Linked DNA regions of Homo sapiens: region 2 is linked to region 1. The links are chromatin contacts, found by Hi-C in ENCODE. All regions are on one chromosome and are shown on one strand. Each heading gives the region's core, a stretch centred on a gene start or an enhancer-like site at or near the end of the contact. The rest is flanking DNA. Distances are from core to core; before and after follow the strand shown. Region 1 overlaps LOC105370802 (a long non-coding RNA gene). Region 2 overlaps LOC105370802 (a long non-coding RNA gene).

What was found. Hi-C counts contacts between places; a loop is a spot of excess contacts on that map. Pooled maps may share reads with other maps.
Region 2: a loop to region 1 is called in a map of PC-9, with 8 times the contacts of the local background. The contact joins two enhancer-like sites. A Hi-C loop is called at or near these places in 7 of 168 maps with a recorded cell type or tissue (Calu3, MCF 10A, PC-3 and 4 more) and 3 of 50 pooled maps.

Annotation. Positions count from the first base shown.
Region 1 is chr15:45,853,747-45,858,210 of GRCh38, reverse strand. The region is part of intron 2 of LOC105370802 (a long non-coding RNA gene); the gene reads right to left. Among named protein-coding and RNA genes, the nearest start is that of SQOR, 220 kb to the right of the region's middle. Within about 2 kb of position 2,515, at least 4 of the 41 ENCODE cell types and tissues checked have a DNase peak (open chromatin) inside an H3K27ac peak, as active enhancers do; they include PC-3 and PC-9, where a contact is called at or near this core.
Region 2 is chr15:45,918,168-45,922,631 of GRCh38, reverse strand. The region is part of intron 2 of LOC105370802 (a long non-coding RNA gene); the gene reads right to left. Among named protein-coding and RNA genes, the nearest start is that of SQOR, 290 kb to the right of the region's middle. RefSeq lists an enhancer at 1,872-3,071. Within about 2 kb of position 2,636, at least 4 of the 41 ENCODE cell types and tissues checked have a DNase peak (open chromatin) inside an H3K27ac peak, as active enhancers do; they include PC-3 and PC-9, where a contact is called at or near this core.

The sequences.
Region 1 (4,464 bases), core at 1,266-3,765:
TTTGACTTAAGAAACTTGATGATTCCAAACGGTTAGTTAACACCAACATTTATAGCTGTAATTATGATTTTTAAAAAATATTATTTGTATTCTCACAGTGTAGAGTAAGAGAGTAGAAGTCAGAAAACCTGGTCTCAGACTGAACTCTATCATTAACTCATTTTTTGACCCTGGTTGATTGAAGCACTGTCTAGGAAAGAATTCAGTTTTCCCATTGGAAAACATAGATCCTGGATTATATCTGAGGCTCAAAGAGAGTATTTTCACTTCAATAGAGGGCTCTGGGTTTTAACAGCTTCCCAGAGTTCCAAGGAAACAAGTTTCTAATGGTGCCATTTGGGGGCTTGTGATTGGTATTTGGCATAAGAGACCACATCCAGTTTTCTTCTCTGCTTCTGAGTTCAGGACTCCTAACCTATACAAGTCAAACCCAGGCTCCTAACAGCTTGGATTAGGAATAGATAGATCCACCAGGAGAAAGCCGTAAGGAATCATGGATATAGGAACTCTCCCTTTGAAATTGGTTTATTTAAAGCCCACATGTTCGCTTTTCACTCATCAACGTGGCAAAATTACAAAGAAGGACAATGCCTGGGACTGATATAGCAATGGCTGATGATTCACTGTCATATACTGTTGGTGGGAGAGCCGAATTGGTGAAATTATTTTGGATGTCAATTTGGCAGTATCTATTGAAAGTTTACATGTCATGTCCTCTGACTCAGCAATTTCGATTATAGGAATTTACCCTATTTTAAAAAGCTACATATGGACATAAAAATATGTACGTGAGAGTAGGTTTTCTGGCCTATGTATAATAGTGAAAAGCTGAAAGGAACTCAAATGCAAATCAACTGAGGATGAGTTAAATAAAATTCAGTATAGCAAATAATAAAATTCCATTCACATTAAAAATAATGAGAAGAATCTATATATACTATATTAGTCTGTTTGTGTTGCTATAAAAGAATACCTGAGGCTGGATAATTTCTAAAGAAAAGCAGTTTATTTGGCTCACAGTTCTGCAGGCTTTACAAAAAGCATGGTGCCAACATCTGCCTCTAGTCACGACCTCATGAAGCTTCCAATCATGGAAGAAGGCAAAGGGGGAGCCGGTGTGTCACATGGCAAGAAAGAGACAGCAAGAGAGGTACTAGGCTCTTTTAAACAACTAGCTTTCATGTGAACTAGTAGAGCAAGAACTCACTCTTGGTTCTAGTCTTGGGACAAAACCAAGCCATTCATGAGGGACCCGTCCCCATGACCCAAACACCTCCCACCAGGCCCCACCTCCAACACTGGGGATCAATTTTCAACATGAGATTGGGAGGAGACAAATATCCAAACCATATCATATACTGATATGATGATGTTCATAAAAAATTGTTATTAAATGAAAATTGCAAGTTGCCAAACAAAATGTAAAGCATGGCTCTACCCACAAAACTGTAAGTGTTTATGTAGATATCTATACATATTCATGCATGTGTGTGTGTGTGTGTGTGTGTGTGTGTGTGTGTGTGTGTTACAAAAGATTACATAGACATAGAGAAAGTCTGAAAGACTAGGCACTGCAGCGGCCATGACAATGTGAGGCTGATCCCAGCCAATGAATAAATGCAGTAAGAATACAAAAGCAGGTCCATTTCTGGGAGAGGCACAACTCCTGACACAAGACTTTGCCTCAAAGTCTGTGTCTTTCTCAGTGAAACTTTCTCAAAACTGCATTACTATCTAAGACCTTCCTTCCTTCTCTCTCTCTTCACAGGCCTCAGGTCTGCATTTCAGTCAGATGACTCTCCTCCTCTCCCCTGACTCACTCTTCATTGTCCTTACAGGTGTTTTCATTAATAAATCTCTTGCATGTCTAACCAGATTGGCATCTGCTTCTCGGAGTACTCAGACTAAAACAAAGCTGACAGTGGTTGCCTCAGAGAAGTGAAAGTATACGTAAATGTTTGCTGCAAGCATTATTACTTTTGCAAATTATTTTTCTTAAAGATCCAGAAATAATAGGAACAGCAATATAAAATGTGTGTGTTTAAAGTGAGTCTGTTTTTGTCACGAGCACACAGGAACATATGCACAGACTCACATACAGGTATTCTGGTACTCTATCAACAGAACAGGTAATGACTCCATCTAATGTTTGAACAGCACTTTATAGTTTTTATTCTCATTAGACCTCTCCCGTGACCTTGGCAAATAGGTAGATCTTCATGTTATGAACCTCTTTTTACAGCAGAAGAACTTCAGCTCTCTGAATCTTAGACCTCCTAATCCAACTCATTCTTGGTTCTAGTCTTGAAACAGCACTAAGCCATTCATGAGAGATCCACCCTCATGACCCAAACACCTCCCACTAGGCCAGTGTCCTTTCCCATTCACTAGGTTGCCTCTCTGTCCTGAAGAGCCCAGGGAACCTGGATGTGAAGCTACACCCCTAATGAACCAGCATGCAGCAGCTACACCCCTAATGAGCCAGCAGGCTGTACACAAAGCTCACTTTGACTTGGCGGCTCTGGGCAAATGTCCTGCATCAGGCCCACCCTTCTTGTCTGCTTGGGTCTGTTTGTGTTAGAGGATGTACTAACCACGGGGACCATCACAGCTCTGCAGAGTTTTGAAAAATGTAATTATTAGACAAGATGAATTTTTAGCAAGCAGGTTCTCATAGCTCTGTTGAAAAGTACTGGTACTTTAAATCTTTTCTTAAACTATTCCTCTCCAGGTGGTTAGCACCAAGTTGAAAGAAAGCCAGGCTGGAATTCCTTTCTTGAGCACACGGTAAACAGACATCACACAGTCCTCTATTTACCAGGGCAGGGATTGCCAACTGACTGTGGTCTGGAAACCTTATCTGCTTTGTTCCCTTCCCATTGCCCCAGCATTTGCAGAAGAGGAACAAACTTCTAGGTTCCTGGACTTGCCTGAGAACCAGGCCTGCAAACATGCACCGCCAGCTCCAGATACTCTAGGCATTGATTTGTGAATATTGTTATCATTATTATGGTCATTTTAACATTGGCAAATTTGGTCCAAAAACATATGGCTTTTCAAAAATTAATGTTTGTTGAGTAGTTACTACGTGTCAAGCACTGTTCTCAACACTTGAAACTTGAATTCTCACAACCTCCCAAAAATCGGATATTATTGTCCTGAGGCAATATCAAAAAACCTGAGACCAGAGAGGTTAAGTGACTTGTCCAAAGTCACACAGCAATAAGTAGTAGAGCCAAAGTTTGAACCAAGGCCATGTGATTTCAAGTAAACTCGTTTCATAAAACTACTTATCATCTGAGAAAAGCCAACTCTTAAAAAAGTAGTTTTCTCCCATGTATGTTTTCTGATTTCTCTTTCTCTTCCCCACCCCAAGAGAGGCAGCTGTTCATCTTCTTTTCCCATTATCTCTTTCACAGTGATTTTTTTTTTTTTTTACTCTATGGAAATCTCGTTCTCAAGGCATACTTGAATTGAGACATAATCTACATTCTGACTGTACCCTGAGAAAGGGAGGCAGGTGTTGACTTGGCATTGAGGGCAGACCTGATTCAGACAAGGCGAAAGGAGAGACCAAATGACTTAGGAGGAAACAGAAAGGATTCCACGATGGCACAGAGCCTGGGACAAGCTGAACCAGGTTATGACAGAGTAAGTACTTGTAAGTTCTCCTAATGCTGTTTTAAACTAATAACTCAAGATTTTAAAACTATTTTGAGATCTATGTGCTATCATCTCTAGAAGTGGCCTAGGAAAATGGACATAAGAAGTTGGAGAGTGGGCCAGGTGTGGTGGCTCACGCCTGTGTAATCCCAGTACTTTGGGAGTCTGAGATGGGTGGATCACCTGAGTTAAGGAGTTTGAGACGAGCCTGGCCAACATTATGAAACCCTCTCTCTACTAAAAATACAAAAAATTAGCCGAGCATGGTGGTGGGCGCCTATAATCTCAGCTACTCAGGAGGCTGAGGCAGGAGAATCTCTTGAACCCAGGAGGTGGAGGTTGCAGTGAGCCAAAATCGCGCCACTGCACTCCAGCCTGGGCAACAAGAGCAAAACTGTCTAAAAAACAATAATAATAATAATAATAATAATAATAATAATAATAATAATAAAGAAGTTAGGGAGTGGAACGGGGGGGTGGAAAACTACAGCATCATAAATGAGAAGTAGAAGATAATTTCAGTGTGGGAAATGGAATTTTTCTTTACTGGAAGGTAGAAGATTTTTCAAAAATTATAGGCATTGTAAGTAGAATCAAGAGCTAGCACCACCAAATCAATCATACACCTATTCAGAAGGCTGCACTAATTTTCCCCAGCCACCCTTCTTGGAGAAGACCAAACATCTGATGTCTTCTGCCGAGGAGACAGAAAACGAAAGACTGCCTGCACCAATACCTACCACCTCCAACCTAAGAAATTCTTCAAGTCAGAATCCCAAGGGGTGAATAATCATCCGATTT
Region 2 (4,464 bases), core at 1,387-3,886, 64 kb before region 1:
AGCCATGGAGGAGTTTCACAAAGGCAAAGACCATCAATTTACGCTTTAGAAAGGCTGTTCAGGCCAGGTGCCTGTAATCCCAGCACTTTGGGAGGCCAAGGTGGGTGGATCACCTGAGGTCAGGAGTTCGAGACCAGCCTGGCCAACATGGCGAAACCCTGTCTCTACTAAAAATACAAAAAAAATTAGTCGGGCATGGTGGCAGTTGCCTGTGATCCCAGCTACTTGGCAGGCTGAGGCAAGAGATCGCTTGAACCTGGGAGTTGGAGGTTGCAGTTAGCCAAGATCGCTCCATTGCACTCCAGCCTGGGCAACCGAGCAGGACTCTATCTCAAAAAAAAAAAAAAAAAAGAAAGAAAAAAAAGAAAGAAAGGCTGTTTAAGGGACAGTGTGGCAAACACATGTACAAAGGACAAGGCTGAAGGCAGGTGAAACTAACAAGGAAACTCTTGGGCAAGAAACCAATCCCTTCCACATTTCATAGCACAAAGTCAATATTTAAGAATGCCAATTGACTGTACCCAGTAAAGGGAAAACATTTTTTGAGTGCAACATTAAGATACCATCCTCTGTTCATACCTACATGTACTATATATTAGACATAAATTTTGATATCCAGGAGACAAAAGCAAAAGGACCTAGAGTGTAGGGAACCATAGGATGGGGAAGTGGAGGGATCCAGAAGAGCAAGACCACCCTAGATATTTGGGAAGGGAACATTTGGCAGTAGGGTGGGAACAGGGCAGATGGGGCAATGGGAGGTGCTCTCGAACTATATTCTGTCTGCTTCACAGTTTTGCCTTACAGATCTGCATCTTACTGCCTGCTTTTTCAGAAACAGACACCAATTGTCACAGGCTGGGTTCCCCGGCAGACATCTCATTGGCGTTTGTGATGCAAGACACTTATTTGTTAAGAGTCAACACCTGTGAAAGAAAGCATGTGGAAGCAGGACTGAGGAATCAGGAAGTTGCTGAACTGCAACGCAGGCCTAATAAAGTCTTCAGGAAGCTGGCAGGAGGCTCAGAAATGTGTATTGCCAATCTGAGCTGCCTGGTGGGCTGAAACCTCCCTCAGTTATGACAGACCATCCTAGAAAAGGCAGAAACCTGGCCAAGTGACTGTCTCTAGCTGAGAGAGCCCAAAGCAGCTGACAGCTGGAAGCAATCTTGCTGACCACACTCCCCAAAGCCCCACAGCTAAGCAGACGTCCTTCTCAGAAGGACAGCACATATCTGTGTCTACCACACTTTTCCTTCCTACCTTCTGAGAATATTTTTTGAAGAAGGTTTATTTTACTGCTGTCTTTTCCAGGTTATCTTAACTCTGGGATCTTTTCTAAAGAATCATTCTTGTCAGACTGAGAGGCACTTTGTGTTGGAAAACATTGCACTATATACCAATGAAAATTGCATGTTGTAAAAAGATGTGTATTTTGTTCTATGTAAGTTAACTTTGTTAATATGCAAGGAAGGAAGGATCTAAAGAAGTATCTGTCACTCCTTTGACTATAACAGTTGATTCAGTTGATCTGGTTATTTAGAAAGATGCTGGTCCGTGCTTCATAGCTCCTCAGGCCTCCTTCCTGATAGCACAAAGTTGGGCAAAGAGAGGACCATCTGGCCAGGTGTCATGGCTCACGATGCCTGTAATCCCAACACTTTAAGAGGCCGAGGCAGGCGGATCACTTGAGGCCAGGAATTTGAGACCAGCCAGGACAACATGGTAAAACCCCATCTCTACCAAAAAAAAAAAAAGAAAAAAATTAGCTGGGTATGGTGGTGCATGCCTGTAATCCCAGCTACTCAGGAGGCTGAGGAACAAGAATCGCTTGAACCCCAGAGGCAAAGGTTGCAGTGGGCTGAGATTGCTCCACTGCTCTCCCACCTGGGCAACAGAGCGAGATGCCGTCTCAAAAATAAATAAGTAAATAAAAGGACCTTCTTAGAGAGAAAAACTAGCCCTCAATAAAGTTAATCAGTTTTAGCTAGAGCAAACCAGCTAACATTAAGAAGTTGGTCTCTGGCTATAGCTGAGATGTAGATGACACCTAGACAGCAGGGGTGGGAATGGTTTGAGTGTGACCCTCATCTGCTCTTCACTTAATTTAGCCCATGGTGTCAGTACCCAGAGGTCTAGCTCCCAGTTAATACCCTTATCTAGTCCATGGTAGCATAGTCCCAAACTGTACTCTCTAAATTGCTATGATTTATTACCCTGTGAGTCTTCTCCAACCCTCTACCACCATCCCTACTCACTTTCTCTTTAAAATATTCACTAACTAAAATCATTCAATTGGATAGAAATGCATTTTGTCCTGTTCTTTATTGTAAAAAACAAAAGTAAAAAAAAACTTTTAAAAAAAGAAAACTAAAAGAAGTGCCTTTCTGTTTATATGGCTCTTGTCTAATTTCCTAACCATCACCCACAACTCCATTTTGTGGTAGTATTTTTCTTCATTCCACACAGTGATATAAAATGTCGGTGTTGATGAGTCATTTTTCCTCTTCAACTTGTTAACTTCTACAGAGTTCTTATCATGCCAAGCATTCCTTCACAAAATAAAGTCCACAACAGATGACTCATATACCTCTTATTAGAAAGAAAACATCAAAAGGATGAATAAATAAATAAATAAAGCAAGTAAGCAACCATAATCCACTACCTGCTTAGTGTTAAGAGGACTTCTCAAGCGTCAGAACAGCTTTACGAAACTCACTGCTGAATCAGCCTTGGAGGGAGAGGTGTGGCCGCCCAGCCCAGCTGATGCATGGGAGCGGGCTGTACTGGGCTTTTCAAGAGCGGAGAGAGGAGGAGAAACATCCCTATTTTTTTACTATTAGTATTCTTAGAGATTTGCTTATTTTACTTACATGTGAAAAAAAAAATTAACCATAGGTCTCAAGAGAGAGACAAAAGGGAATACACATTATACTCTAATCCTGGCACTCCACCATCATCCAGAGCAATACAAGCTATGGAAGACAAGGACGAGCGGAACACAGATCCAAAGACTCGCGAGTCATGCAAAGACAGAGGGAGATTTTCTCCAGTTTCTTGAATTATTTCTGTTTTAAAATATTCAGTAGCAAGACTCATAGCAGAGTATCCCTTGCCAGCTACGCCACAACTCTATCAAATGGTCTTCTGGTCTTCCAGGAATTGATTTTGATCTGCTCAGTAATGCTTAGACCCACATAAAGAAAATAAAACTAATGTAGGCCCCATGGAAACTTCAGGGAACATCCCCCAGGCATTTATTACACCAACAGTGCAGGTGCACAGTGGCATAGCAAGAAGCTCTGAGACCACAAGCAAAATATCAGATAGGCTTTTTTAATTTTAAAAATAAATAGACCCCTAGCTTTGTGCACTAAAGGGGTTTGTTGAGTAGTATTTACACCTGTGGAGAGAGCAGAAGGTGTCAGCCGAGAGAATCAGCGTTTTTCTCTAACTCTAACTTGATTTCCATTATTTTTGCAGTGTCCTCATGCAGGCCAGAGACCCCAGGGTGTTTTATTCAAGCTGTGCAAACAATACCAGGAAACAGGCAACTCTAAAAAAATGTACTGAACTTAAAATGGGGGAAGTGCCTGTTCTGGCTCTCTTGAGCTCCTTCATTTGAGAGGAAACTCCCACAGTGTGGACAATGCACTGGCCTTGGGCCCTGGAGCCCTGGCCTCTGGCTGGGTGGCCTTGGACAAGTCACCCAAACTCTCTGATTCTCTCCTTCTGTAAGATAAGCATGGTACCACTTCAGACAGAGACTGGTGTAAGGATCAGATGGGAAGGTAAGTAGAAGCATTCTAAACAGAGTGAGAATAGGAAATATTATAGAGATTTTAGATGTTCCTTGTAATTTAAGTAGTTCAAGTGAAGTTGGTAGAATGGGGAGAGTAGTTTTCAGATGCTCCATCAATGTCTAAACCCCAAAGCTTGAATCTTGAGGACAGATGTAGCTACACCAATATGCTTGGTTTTCTTCTTTACTTCTTCCTGCCCTTTTAATCCATCCTCTTCTATTCTGGAATTCCAATCCTTTATAGTGCCCCACATTTCCTTCCCAGCCCTATACGTTCTTATTAGTTAATACTGCAGTGTGTAGGCCAATTTCATGATGTTCTGATAATTATGATGTAGTGGATTAGCCTGAGCTGGCTGTAAGAAGCTGTTACCTGTTGAATTCTGCAGGAAGCAGACTTCTTAATGAGAATTCATGGACAGGAAGGTTGTTAGTGCATATTCTTGGAAAAAGAAAGGAAAAAAAGCCAGACTGGGTGAAAGGAGAAGTTTGGCTGTAATGTAGTTTCAATGAAGGCCTCCATGAACCCTATGGAAAGTTTTTTTTTTTGTATGGGGGCTCTTCAGTGCTGTCCATGCTTTCAAATCCCCATAAACATCAGTCATCAGATGTAGGCAGCCCTCACAAGGGGCATGGCCTTCAGTTAAGGCAATAAGAAGCTG